Linked DNA regions of Homo sapiens: region 2 is linked to region 1. Evidence: chromatin contacts called from ENCODE Hi-C or POLR2A ChIA-PET data. All regions are on one chromosome and are shown on one strand. The core of a region is the stretch at or near the end of the contact, and the rest is flanking DNA. Distances in the headings are between cores, read along the strand shown.

Evidence for each region. A loop is a pair of places that touch in the nucleus more often than their neighbours do. ChIA-PET counts read pairs that join two places held with the same protein, here RNA polymerase II (POLR2A). Pooled maps may share reads with other maps.
Region 2: a loop to region 1 is called in a map of heart right ventricle, with 3 times the contacts of the local background. The contact joins the enhancer-like site here to the promoter of FHOD3 in region 1. A Hi-C loop is called at or near these places in 7 of 168 maps with a recorded cell type or tissue (Right ventricle myocardium inferior, ascending aorta, endothelial cell of hepatic sinusoid and 4 more), 3 of 37 single-sample maps with no recorded cell type and 6 of 50 pooled maps. POLR2A ChIA-PET finds 5 or more read pairs at or near these places in 7 of 52 experiments (AG04450, GM12878, H1 and 3 more).

The regions. Positions count from the first base shown.
Region 1 is chr18:36,292,607-36,299,352 of GRCh38, forward strand. FHOD3 (formin homology 2 domain containing 3) reads left to right here and starts at 5,107. Exons shown (of 29, transcript NM_001281740.3): 1 at 5,107-5,394. The coding sequence starts at 5,230. RefSeq lists an enhancer at 3,953-4,930 and silencers at 4,870-5,159, 5,280-5,349.
Region 2 is chr18:36,335,525-36,342,683 of GRCh38, forward strand. The region is part of intron 1 of FHOD3 (formin homology 2 domain containing 3); the gene reads left to right. Among named protein-coding and RNA genes, the nearest start is that of FHOD3, 41 kb to the left of the region's middle. Within about 2 kb of position 3,000, at least 2 of the 41 ENCODE cell types and tissues checked have a DNase peak (open chromatin) inside an H3K27ac peak, as active enhancers do; they include heart right ventricle, where a contact is called at or near this core.

The DNA of each region.
Region 1 (6,746 bases), core at 3,857-6,356:
GTTTCAGAAGTCACACAATGCCACTTCCACCATATTCTATTGGTCAAAGCAAGTCACAAAGCCTCCCGAACTCAAGGAGTGGAGAGATAGACTTCACTTTGTGACAGGAGAAGTGGCAAAGTCATATTGGAAAATGGCGGGAATACAAGGGGTGGGAGGAATTATTGTAGCCATCTTTGCCAACAAAACTGCCACACCAAGACAAGTGCTAGGACAATGATTTAAGATTGTTTGAGACATAAAATTTTTCAAAACTTCATCCTTTCTCAGAAAGCTACTGTAGTATGTACTAACAAAAAATGCGAGTGTAAACTAAGAAATAATAAGATAAGTGAGCTGGGAACCAGGGGCACCTGCAGAAGAGAAAAGTCAAGAAAATATCCAGGAGGATAGGGCTGAGGGAGCCACATTTCAAATTGGAGCAGGAGGATGGAATAGAACTGAAAGCTTATTTGACAATATTGAGAGAGGCATTTGTAGGACTGTTGCAGGATATGAGATGATTTAGCCAGCTGTTCAAGAAAAAATAATAATCAAATGAAAAAAATTGAGGCAAACATTAACTTGAGGAAAAACAAAAAGTTGTACAAGAAAGGGCATGTAATCCTGTACACAACTTGGCACAGACAGGAACAATATTAACATCATAAATTTTAAAATCACTGCATAAGAATTTGACTAACATTGTGACAGAACAATATTGGAAAAGGAAATGGACTATAAAGAAGCTAAAACCCTCCGCATGACAGAAGGTCAGTGTATTATCTAAAATTGATAGCTCAAAGTACAGCAGTGTACTCACACTATTTAGAAACGAGTGGCTCTGGAAAGTGTGTATGTTAAGAAGGGGTGTTGTAAACTAGGGTCAGATGTCTGTTTCTGATATCTTGTTATAACTTTTTATTACTCTTGGCCTTTTAAATTAAGATAAATCATTACATTACTAAAAAGAAATAATTTAAAAATTAGGCTGAGAAAAAAATTGGCTGTTAGAGGAAAAAATATTAGTAATTAGTAAATTTTTGCCAAGGCAAAAATCCTTAAAAGAATTAAGGATAGCCTATATAATTAAAAAGTCTGAAGGTTTCATTTTAGGTGCCAGTCACTGAAGTTTTCAGATTAAAATTTAATAAGGCAAATTCCAATCCTGAAAATCTTATAGTTAGTGGAGTAGGCATATACAAGCATACATTTACAATGTAACATGAAAAGTGCTACAGTAAGGGCATATGTAATTTGAGACCACAGAAGAAAGACAGACAATCCTTGTTTGGGGTAGAGTTGGAGATGTCTCTCCAGAAGAGTTGACATTAGAAATGAGAATTGAAGGATAAGTGGGTTCAGCTGACTGACTAGATAGGCAAGAGCATTCTAGGTTTAGATGCTCACCATGAGAAAGCTCAGCATGTCTGGGAAAGAGTAATAAGTTTGGCATGGCTTGAAAGCAGGCTGTGAAGCTGGGAATGACCAACCATATGCCTGGAGTGGTAGACTGAGGCAGGTCTTAGAGGGCTTTGTGAGTTGTGCTAAGGGGTTTGGAATGTAAGGATTTTACCCTGTGGTGTAATATGTCAAACACACATCTTAGAATGATCACTGGCTCTGGGGAAGCCAGTGGAAGACCAAATGCAGGATGCAAGTCTGGGGAAGTCATTAGAAGACTAGCATAGAAAGTGAGGGCTAGAGAGAAGGGAAGAATTGAGAAATATTTTAGAGGCTGATTCAGTAACAAGTCATAGTGACCAACGCAAGATGCAGGAGTCAAAGATGACTTTGATGTTGATACATTCATTAGACATTTATTGTGTGTCTTCTCTGTGGTAGGCGTAGAGTTGAATATGGCATGGTTGTTGCCCAGAGGAGCTTTTTCTTTAGTGACAACACAGACAATAAATTAACAGTAACCATAGCTCTGGTGTTCTATGCTCCAAGGGCTTGGAGAGCATTGGAATCAGCAGACAGGCAGGTAAAGCAGTCTGGCAGACGGCAACCTTGTGGAAGAGTTTCTGGATGGGCAGCCAGGTTGGGGTGTTGGGTTGAATGTGTAATTGAGTATGATGTGGTAACCAGGATAGGGATGTTTAGTTGCCCAGTGAAAATCAGAGCCTAGAAGGGAGGAGAGGGACTCCTCTGTGAGTATAGAGTTGGATGCATGCAGGTTGAGGACGGTTGAAGCCAGGAAAATCTAGAGGAAATGTGAACAGGACCAAGAGGAGGATGAAGCCCAGAAAGACTTGAGAAGGAGCTGTCAAAGGAGGAGGAGAACCTACAGTGGGTAGAGCTATTGAGCTGAGGGGGTAAGAGTCTGAGAAAAGAATCTTCCATGGTGCCATGGTGACAGATGCTGCCAAGAAAGTGGGTAGCAGGGCCAAGGTGTCCTCCAGGTAAGAAAATTAGGCTGGCATTGATGATCTTAGAATGGCAGGAAGGGGTTTCCTTCCAGATGTCATGGGGTATGGAGAAAAGGTGATGAGGATGCTAAGAAATGAATATGGCTCTCTCTCAGAAGTTGGTTAGGAAGTGATGATGAGATAAGCCAGGGAGCTAGAGTGAGAAGTGGGCTTCATAAAGATGCAGCTTTTAAGATGGAAAACACTTGAGTATTTATTCTCATTAGGATTGAGTACATAACTTATGGGGCCCAGTGCACAACTAAAATGCCGGGACTCCTTAAAAAAGTATTTAAAAAATTCAAGACAACAACAGCTAAACATTAAACCAATTTGGGACCCTTTAAAGTGCAGAGCCCTGTGTGGCTTCAAGAGTTGCACATCAGGAAGCAGGCCCTGGTTCTCAGGGTAAGGGGCCAGGGGAGGAAGGTGGAAGTGAGTGGATCAGTGATAGAGCCCCAGGCAAGAGCAAGTGGGATGAAAGGGACCCAGGGTCCAGGTGGGGGCAGAGCCTTGAATGGGAGGAAAAGTATGACTTTGGTCACCTTCTGAGAAGTGGGAGATGGAAGATGGAGAGGAGATGGAAAATAAGATGAAAGATGAAGAGGAGAGGGTGCTAGAAGTCATTCTGGAGAAATTATTTACCTTATTGACTAATTTCTGAGTCGAGGAAAGGGGCAGAAGCTTGCAGCAGCATCAGTGGAGTAAGAGGCTGAGGGGCTTTGGGGTGGAAGTGGGGCACTGAGTGGTCCCACTAGCAGCAGGCACTTGGTAGATGGGGCAGAAGCAAGCCAGGTACCCAAAGGACAGGTGGGACTGAAGGAGGGGTGTGGAGAGGAGGCCCCTGAGAGGATGGGCTGGGATCCGGGTTGGAAAAGTGATAGGAAATGAGGTGGCCAGGACTGGAGGGCTCTCTCAGTGAGGAGGGAGGTGGACGTGAAGGTGGAAGTGCAGGCGGCCCATCTCAGAGGGGAAGAATTCGTGCGTTTAGTATTCTGGCTGTGAGGAGATGCGGAAGTTGGTGGAGATCCAGTCTAGATCAGGGGTCCCTAACCCCGCGGCCGCAGACCGGTACTGGTCCGTAGCCTGTTAGGAACCGGGCCACACAGCAGGTGAGCGGCCAGTGAGCGAGCATTACCGCCTGAGCTCCGCCTCCTGTCAGATCAGCGGAGGCATTAGATTCTCATGCCAGAGAGAGCCCTATTCTGAACTGCGCATGCGAGGGATCTAGGTAGCGCGCTCGTATGAGAATCTAATTCTTGATGATCTGAGGTGGAACAGTTTCATTCTGAAACCATCTGCCCTTCCTCCCCCAAACGCCCCCCACCCCCACCCCACCACTGTCCGTGGAAAAATCGTCTTCCACAAAACCGGTCCCTGGTGCCAAAAAGATTGGGGACGGCTAATCTAGAGGATTCATTCAAAGAGTTAAATAACAAAGAAAGTAGAGCTAGAAGTTCGTCTGGAAGGAGCGGAAGTGTCGTGGAATTATTATTTTAAGATCAGGCATAAGTGTGTATGTGTGGCAGGGAGGGAGATCACGGAGAGGGAGAGGTTAAAGATGTGGGTGAGGCTGCTAAATAGGGATAAGGGTTTCTTTTCCCTTGAAACCAGAGGAAAGGGAGATAGACGCGTTATAGAGTCGCCTTGAAAACACTCGGATGTTAAGAGAGACTGGGTGTTATGAGGGCGATCTATATAAGGGGGGAGGAACCAGGAACTTGGCTGTGGCCTGGGAATAGGGAGAACCGTGAATTTTTCTTGAAAACGAAGGGGGTCGCCCGTGAGCAGCGAGGAGAGCGGTGGGAGGCAGCGCCGAGTCTTGCCGCTCCCGCCTGGCAGGGGCGGGCAGGACGCAAACCTTCCTTCCCAGTCCCTCGGTTACCAGGGCATCCCCGGCTCTCTGCAATTCGGGAACCTTGCCAGAAGGGCTCCCACCTCCCCAAGCCCCCGCGGCCCCACAAGGTCCAATTAGGGCTTTCGGCGGCCTAACTGGGGAGAGGCCGTGGTGATGCAGAGGTTTAACCAGCATCCGCCGGGAGCCCCGGGGTCCAGGCCCGGCGCTGGAGTCCCGCAGCGAAGCCTCGCAGCCCCCACGCCTCTCGACTCTAGGCTTGTGCCCTAAAAGCGGCCTGGGTTCCCTGGCGCACCCTCCTCTTTCTTAGCTTCTTTGTCCCTAAGGGAAACCTCCCCGTACCCTTAGGTGGGGCTCCCGGTCACTGCCACCACCCCTCTTGCTGCCGAAGCCGGCTCCCTGGCCACCTGGTGCCCTGCCGGGGTATTCCAAATCTGGGCAGCAGAAGCCGGCCGCCGCCGCCTTCATCTGGAAAGGCTTAAGCCTTCTCCGGGTGGGGAAGAAGTCAGAAGGCCGCCTGTCTCCCCGTCCCCCAACCCCCCAACTCCCCAACTCGGTCCTCCAGGCTCCGAGGGGTGCAGCTCGGCCCTGGGCCGCGGGGCGCACGTGCAGCAGAGTCCGGCCGCCCGGCCTCCCCGCCCCGCCTCCGCCGCCGGCCTTTGGCGCAGGGCTGCGGATGCCGCGCGAGCCGTCTCCTTTGCACTTTCCCGGCTGCGGTCCGGTCGTTCGGGGCAGCCCGGCCGGGGGTAGAGGACCCGGAGGAGGGGAGGAGCCGGAGGGAGAGGGGAAGGAGGGGGCCCGCCGGCCCCGCCCCCGCCCCGCCCCCCGCGGCCGGAGCCCGGGCTGCAGCCCGGCGCGCCTGAGCCTGCGAGTCCGCGAGCCAGCGAGCTGCGGCTGCGGCCTCCCCTGCGCGCAGCTACCCGGGCGTCCCGGCCCGCGGCCCCGCTAACCCCGGGGCCCGCGCCCCCGCGGCAGGGATGCATCATGGCCACGCTGGCTTGCCGGGTGCAGTTCTTGGACGACACGGACCCTTTCAACAGCACCAACTTCCCCGAGCCCAGCCGGCCGCCGCTGTTCACGTTCCGCGAGGACCTCGCGCTCGGCACCCAGCTGGCGGGGGTCCATAGGCTGCTGCAGGCGCCGCACAAGGTACGACCCGGCGGGGTGGGCTGGGCCCCCTGGACTCAGCCCCCTGCCGCGGTGCGCGCCGGGGTGGGTCCCGGGGCTTCGTGGGCCCCCTGGGCTGGGCTGGGCGCGGCCCGGGGGGACCATCGCTCGAGGGCAAATCCCCCTCCCCGTTAGACAGAAGGGCTCGAGGCACCCGCTGGTTGGCGCAGGACCCTCCGGGGCGGGCGGGAAGGAACAGCTAGAGCCGGGGGCGGGCGTGGCAGAGCAGGTGCCGAGCCGGTCCGAGGCGGGATGGAGAAGGCTCCCCCGAGCCGCGCCGTTAGCTCGGCCGGGTGGGCGGGGTGGGGCTAGGACGCGGGCAGTCGGCCTCGGCACTCGGGCGGGCACCAAGCGGGGCGCGGGAAGAAGCGGAGCGCCGCGAGACTCAGGTCCCTTGGAGAGGAGAGCTCTGAGCGACGGCCGGGACAAAACCTCCCTCAGGCCTCTGGGGCCGCTGCGGGCGGCCACGCGACCCTCGCGACAAAGCACGCTTCCCGGCGACACCGCCTCCTCCTTCCCCCGGGGGCGCCGCCGGGGACGCCGGCCGCACACTGCGATAGCGCTCAGGGTATCCCCCTTTTCTTCTGAGAAGCAGGTGGCCTTGGGAACCTCGGAGGAGCAGTCGCTGTGGGAGGAGGGGCGGGGGCGCGGAGGGGCGGCGCGCTCACAAAGCCTCAGCTTGGCAGCCCGAAATGAGTGTCCCCTGGGAAGAATGGCTGCTCAGTCTACCCGTTAGAGAGGTTTTTTTTTTTTTATTTGTTATTTTTATTTAAATAAAACCTTTTGCAGGAGGATAGGCCTCTTGCAAAGCATTTGTTGCAAAGAGGTGGGTATTGAAAGCTAATCATTTCGTTACCTAGGAAAACCCTTACTCTCACTTAGACAGATTGAATGCAGCTTGCAAAATTACCTTCCCAGTATTTTTTCTGCCTAGGATTCATATCAAAGCTTGGAGATGATTTATTTCTTGAGGGTCGACATTAACACATATTTGGAAGAGATAAGCGTTGATGCCCAAAAGAACAAAATTGATTTAAAAAAAAACCTCGGATTTCTGTATGATGTTGACCTGCTTTGCAAGTAGAGGAGGAGGTTGGTTGTGTGAGGAAACTGGTGGACTTTAGCAGTGGTAGTTTCCTCTCTATTAATGTATCAGTGCTTTCCTCCTCTACTTAGTTAGTAACGTTTTCAGGAATAAGGAATGGGGCATTTCCATCTCATTCTCTCCTGGTTGGTTCAGGACGGATACAGTCGTGGAAACCTCTCTGGCCACAAAAGCACATTTGATTGGGAGACAGAGGGTCGTCATCATCCAGAGTGATGTATTCTGGATT
Region 2 (7,159 bases), core at 1,750-4,249, 41 kb after region 1:
ATAATGTTTTAAGAAAGTTTATGAATTTATGTTGGGCCGCATTCAAAGCTGTCCTGGATAGCATGGAGCCCATGGGCCGCAGGTTGGACAAGCTTGGCCTAGTAGAAATGGCTGTGACCTTGGAGTCATAAGCTTCTAGACCTGTCCAGCATTCCCCATTGCCCAGCTTTGCTGCCTGGAGGAAGTGTCCAGCTTGCCTCATACGGATGCTGCTGCCACATCTCTGTTCCTGGCCTCCAAGTGTGCAGAAACTTGGGTGCCCCTGTGCTGTGCTCCTCACGTGCCTCTGTTGCTAGACAGGGGTGGCTCTGAACAGTAGGCACAGAGGAACTAAAGCCTGAATGGTTCCTGCCTGTTCAGCCATTACCTTCCATGAGGGTGCATGAGGCTGTGTGAAAACCGGGTTATACTCATGCACATGACGGCACGGGCATCTCGCTGGGAGAACAGCATGAACGTTGTGGCAACCTTTTAGGACATACAACGTGTTCTTACACCACACACATCTGGTGCTGCAGTGTCTGCTTGGCCAGAGCATTTCTCATCAACATCTGGGAAGGATTACTCTCTGTCTAAAACCAAACCGTGTGGTGGCCGTAAGAAACTGCATGTTTAGGCAAATTGTAAAATAAGCAGGCGGTGGTGCTCATGTGTGCACCTCTATGAGGATGATGGGTATGAATTGTTTTCCAGAAAATCTCAAGTCCCTTCACCTTGAATGCTGAACCGGAAAGGAACCTGAGTTGAGTCCTGTCACAAACGTGTCACTGCCTGTGACCAAAAGCACTTGGACCATTTCTGGGGCCTGAAGAAAATTTTGATTTTGACATTTTAAAAGCCATCATTATAGTATGCATTTTAGCTGTAGAGTATCTCTAGATCCCAATAAGATGGTGACTGATGACAGATCTTAATCTCATAGATGGTAATCTGTGAATTCACATTTCACAGTGGATTCTCACTAGAAAATAGACTATGTTTAAAATGTTCATTGACCATCCTCAGCAACCTTAGATTGAAAATTAATTTTGGCTGAACGCAGTGGCTCAAGCCTGTAATCCCAGCACTTTGGGAGTCCGAGGCGGGCAGATCACCTGAGATCAGGAGTTCGAGGCCAGCCTGGCCAACATGGTGAAACCCTGTTTCTGCTAAAAATACAAAAAAAAAAAAAAAAATTATCCAGATGTGGTGACATGCACCTGTAATCCCAGCTACTTGGGAGGCTGAGGCAGGAGAATTGCTTGAACCTGGGAGGTGGAGTTGCAGTGAGCCAAGATTGTGCCATTGCACTCCAGCCTGGGCAACAAGAGTGAAACTCCGTCTCAAAAAAAAAAAAAAAAAAAAAAAAAAGGAAATTAATTTCTATGTCGAGCACGGTGGCTCACACCTGTAATCCCAGCACTTTGGGAGGCCAAAGTGAGTGGATCTACTTGAGGCCAGGAGTTTGAGACCAGCCTGGCCAACATGGCGAAACCTCATCTCTACAAAAAATATAAAAATCAGATGGGCGTGGTGGTACATTCCTGTAGTCCTAGTTACTCGGGAGGCTGAGGCAGAGAATTGTTTGAACCTGGGAGGTGGAGGTTGCAGTGAGCTGAGATTGTGCCACTGCACTCCAGCCTGGGTGAAAGAGTGAGACTCTGTCTCAAAAAAAAAAAAAAAAAAGTTAATTTTTATATTAAAGGTCAGATTCTCCAGACTCACAAATGAGCTAACTTGGAACATTCCCAGAGTCTGTACTGACCATTTGTATTTTTTGTTATAGAAATGTACTTCCTGCACAGTGAATACGATCCCCAAACACACCAGACCTGGTCACAGTGATAGCCCTGCACTGGGCTGGTATATAACGTGAATAATCCTGGAAGAGGAGTGGACTTTTCCTCTCCAAACCTTTCTCAAACACAAACTGAAGATGACAATATGTGTGGAGGTTTTTAGGGAATATTTACTTGGGGCATGTGACATTACAAATGGCAGCGTTTCACTTTTGCTGTCCCCTGCATGTGGCTCTTTGGAAGGGCCATCCTTCAGCATCCTGGAGCTCCAGGGGAGACAAGTCCTAAAGACTTGTGGTCCTCTGCTCATGAGCAAGGACCATGCTTGTGTTTTTTTCTTTCTTTTTTTCTCTTCCGATTAAAAGTGCACAAGTTGTAATTTAGAAATACATGGATGCCTGTGGATTTTAAAATTGGATTTTAAAAGTTGTGGCAGGGAGTACAGGGACCAGTCTTTAATTATAGCTCACACCAACCCTATACTTTGTGATGCCAGGTTGGGGGAGGCATCACTGCTGAACAGGACTCCCGTAATCTGCATCTCAGGCATCTCACAGTGGGGCTTTCTGTTTGTTCTGGAGACAGAATGGAGGAAACAGAGGGGAGGCAGCGGATGCTGACTTGGGTATCTGGGACTCTGAGGATCTTAAAGGCAGCACAGCCCTCAACAAGTAGAGGTGTTTGGTTGAGGGGTTTCAGCTGATCACTAAACCAGGGCTGTCTGGTCACAGAGTTAATGAATTACTAAGGGAACGGAGTAGAGTCAATTACACTGCTGGTTTCATGCTGCTGACCTTGAAATCCTCTGGTTATTGAGAATGTGGCAGGTAGAGAACATTAGTGTTATGTACAGTTGAAACTAAATGAAGAAACTGCACATTTAATCATATTGCATCTGAGGAAAAAGATCTTTGTGTCACGTGAACCAGGGTCCAGATATGTAGCAGAAATGAGCTAGGCAGGCAGGTGGCTCTGGATACTTGGTAGCCTGTGCTTGGAATGGAGGGCAGTACTGCTCAGCTCAGCCTCCCTGGGGCTGCTGTAAAGGACAGCCCAGGGTTTCTGGATGTTTCCAACCTTCAAGAGAAGCTGGAAACCTGGCTTTTTATGTACCGTGCCTTTACTTTTAACTATTGGCAGCTAACCAAAAGTATTCTAAAACGCCATGTGGGTCACACCGAGTGTGGCAGTGTTCTGCCAGTTGCAGAACCATGATGTCCTGCAGGCCCCATCATTTCACAGCTGTGATAGATAACAGGCTGGCCCAATATTCTGCTGCCAGCTTGGCTCTGAGGCTGGATTTCTTTATCCCTTAAGGGCTGTTTTCTGGGGGATGCTATGGAATGACTCGTGAGTTCTGGGTTTTCCTGGCCAGCAGGCAGCTCACCCTCTAGTATTCTTAAAAGCTTTTCCTAGAAGTCCGCAGTCACAGCCAGCTGGACTTCCCTGAGGTGTGGCTTCTGCTCCTGGGCCTTCGTATCACAGATGCCAGGTGGAGCTAGATTCTTGGCCCATTTGTGTGTTTTCCCTGGATCTCAGTGGGCCTACCCTTAGACCCCAGGATATACTCACTTAGCCTGAAGGGTGCCGTGTGGATAAATGTGACAAAGTAGGAAGGAGAGCCGGGCACTGGCTACAGAGGGGAAGTTCTGAACAGATTGGGATTCCTGAGTTTCTGCTCTTGGTTTTCAGCCCAGCCTGAGACTTCTGCTCTCCCCCTGCCCAGGGGAGATGAAGTGGTGGTGTCTCTGTCACCTTTTCTCAGGGTGGGGCCCCAGGTTCCTGCATCAGATCACCTGTGGGTGGTAGGAAATGTGCCATGTCCCGGGCCCCACCTGCTCAGACTCACAGAATTAGGATATTGGGGTATGTTCCAGGAATCTGCACTTTGAATGCTCCCAGGAGGTTGATGGAGGGATGGCAAGGGCACTGGGCAGTAGGGTCTTGTGATTCCAAGTCATGTTCTATGGGCCCCACCATCCAGGAATGCAAGCAGATGAGGGCAGGCAGCAGCCAACTGGCTGCTTCGGGCTCATAGCCCAGAACCCAACAGGAAGTGTTGAGTGGTGGCCTGCCCTAGGACCGACTCCATGGGTGTGTAACGAGTGTAGTTGCACAGGGCCCCATATGCAGAAGGGGGCTCTGCACTTGGAATTTAATGCTATGTGGCTATAGTCCTGAAATTCTTAATTTTATTTTTGAAGTTGTGTCTTTTAAGCAAAGGCCAACGGGACAGTGGAGCAGGTGCTAGGGGCTTGGCGCTTCTGCCTCCCTACTTCCCTGTGGTGGGTGGTCTGCTGCCCACTCCTCACCCCGCCCAGGGACTTCTGCTGCTCTTTGCCCAGCAGGGGCCTGGGTGCAGGTGCAGAGAGAGTTGGGGTTGGGCATGTTCTTCATGTGCAGAGTGGTGGGGCTGGGGCTGTGGACACCTGTGAAACTCTACATATGTCCAGTGAGTATCCCCGTGCCTGAGAAAGTACAATAGTAAATAGCTGATTTTAAAAAACACCATGGGAGGTCAAAAGAGACTGCTGATGGAAGGAGAATGATTTTTTTCCTGCTTTTTGAACATTAGGCCCCACATTTTTGGTTTATGCTACAAATTATGTAGCTGGTCTGAGTGACCCTATGCATAAACCCTGTTCTTATTGGATCTACTTTATTGGTGGCTCACATTAATGAAATAATGCACCCCTTCCCCTAGGTTTTTGCTTTCTCTCCCTTTCACCAATTCTTCATTCTGATAACACTGAAAGTCTTTCATATGTTTAGTTTCTTTATACATTGTAGTATTCTTGTTTGAACGAATGTGAACAACAGGGATTTTTAAATATAAAGCAATAACATATTAAAAGTCCTTGAAAGCTTTATGCAAGAGCTTTGATGATTTAAAGAGAATCAGTAAGAGTTATCCTATTTATGTGGTTTATCCAATAATTGTTCAATTTTTAAGTGCGTGAATTTGGTTATGTAGTTTAGCCACCTAGGAGTGATTTGCACTGCCTCACTTTGTTAGGCAGGATAATAATAAATAAGCAGGATACGCTTGGGACCCGCTGTGTGCTCTGTGAATGTTTGCAGAAGACTAGGAGGTGGGGATTGGAGCATACATATCTTGGCAAAGGTTTTTATTGTTTGAAGGTTGAGCAGCTGGTAACACTAGGCCTAATTATTCCAGATGTTATAGTCTGTGTCTCACTTGACCTCTCATCACATTTTCCAGTTGACCATGTTCTACTTGAAGCACTCTTCCCTTGGTTTGTATGACGGCTTTCTCTTGTTTTTTTTTTTTCCCTCTGGTTCTCTCTGGCTGCTGCTGCTCAGTCTCCTTTTCTTTTTTTTTCTTTTTTTTCAGACAGAATCTTGCTCTGTCACCCAGGCTGGAGTGCAGTGTCACGATCTCGGCTCACTGCAAGCTCCGCCTTCCGGGTTCATGCCATTCTCCTGCCTCAGCCTCCCGAGTAGCTGGGACTACAGGCCCCCACCACCACGCCCGGCTAATTTTTTTGTATTTTTAGTAGAGACAGGGTTTCACCGTGTTAGCCAGGATGGTCTCGATCTCCTGGCCTCATGATCCGTCTGCCTCGGTCTCCCAAAGTGCTGGGATTACAGGCGTGAGCCACCGCGCCCGGCCAGTCTCCTTTTCTTTGATGCAGCCTCTAAATGTTGTTTGCTGAGGACTTAGTCCTTTGCCTTCCTTTCTTCCTCTTCCTTGTATTCTCTTGCGCAGCAGCTAAGAACAATGTCTCATGAGCCAGGTCGTTTAGGTTCAGTTGCTACTAATTGTGTCAATCTTAGGCAAGTTATTTGGCCAAATTACAGTGTTCTGTGAGCTTGTGCTACAGATTTATATCAATTAAAGATGAAATAATAATAGTGCCATCCTCATAGGCTTGAGTGAAGATTAAATAATTCATGTTAACTTGTGTTAATTGAATAGTAAATATTTTTAGCTATTAAAAGTTAGATGTTTGGGCTTCTGCTTTTGGCTATAATGAACTAGCTTGTAGCAGACCAATATTCTACCCAGAACAGTGGAGAAGCTAGCCAGAGGACCAAAAACATTTGTTTGAAGGCTCTGGAGAACTACCAAGGTGGCCAAGACCCCAGAAAAAAAGGAGACTCAGTGAGGTCAGACTCATTAAGTCTGATATTCTAAGTTGCTTTTCATCTTGATGTATTTACCTGTTCATGAGCGGCAGGTGCAGGGTCTATGAAGGCAAGTAGAAAGTGAGGAGGCTGAGAAGTTAAGCAGAGCTAATAGTAGTTTCATTCTGCTGGGGAGAAAAAAATGGAGATGGGGTCTTACCAAGATAGACTGATTCTGTTCAACATTCCAGGCATTCATTGGGACCCCTAAAGATTACACTATTGAAATAAGGGCTAACCACACACATAATAGGCCATACAAACACTGAAATCCAGTTTCGAGTGAGTTTAATCCTTGTTTGGATTAAGGAGATCTGTTCCTATGGCTTGCAAGAAGCTAAGGAAAATCCTCTCTGAAGGAAAACATTATCCAGGACCTCTAAATGTTTTAATGAACAATGACTACATTCAATAAAGATTTATTCGATATATCCAGAGTCATGACCAAGAAAAAAAGGCCACAGAAACATCTATGTGATCCAGATAACAGAATGATCAGATATAATCTCTGAAACAATTGTGATAAATACATACTAGAAAATAGATTAAGATAAGGAATTTTAACAAAACAAAATAGAGAAATACAATATAAATAATCAAATGGAAATTTTAGAAATGACAAATACAAAAAAAGTATGGAGTAAATGGTTCAACAGAAAATTAGACACAGATGGAGGGAGAATTAATGATCTGGAATATAGGTCAGTAGAAGATATTAAGACCAATTTGTGAAGAGCAGAAAATGGAAAATGCAGAAAGGAGCATAAGAAGCATATGAGTCATGGGTCTAAAATATATGTATTAAAATAACAGAATGGGAAAAGAAGGAGAATGGACAGCAGAAATATTTGAAGAGTTAATGGCCAATTTTCTAAAATCAACAAATGACACCAAACTTTAAGTTCAAGAAGTGCTGTGAATACTAGATAGGATAATTACAAGGTAATCTGCATGCAAGCACATTATATTAAAACTCATGGGAATTAAAGGCAATGAAAGTATTAAATGCAGCTAGAGAAAAATAGATTATCTTCAGAAGAGATATATCAGACTTAGCTGATGTTTAAACCAAAATGATGTAAGCTAGAAAGCAATGGAATAACAGTTTTAGAATACTCCAGGAAAATAACTACTAATGTAGCATTCTTTATCTAGCAAAACGTCCTTCAAAATGAAGGTGATATGACACTAAAAGCACAAAGAACAAGAGAAAATAGGTAAATTGTACTTTA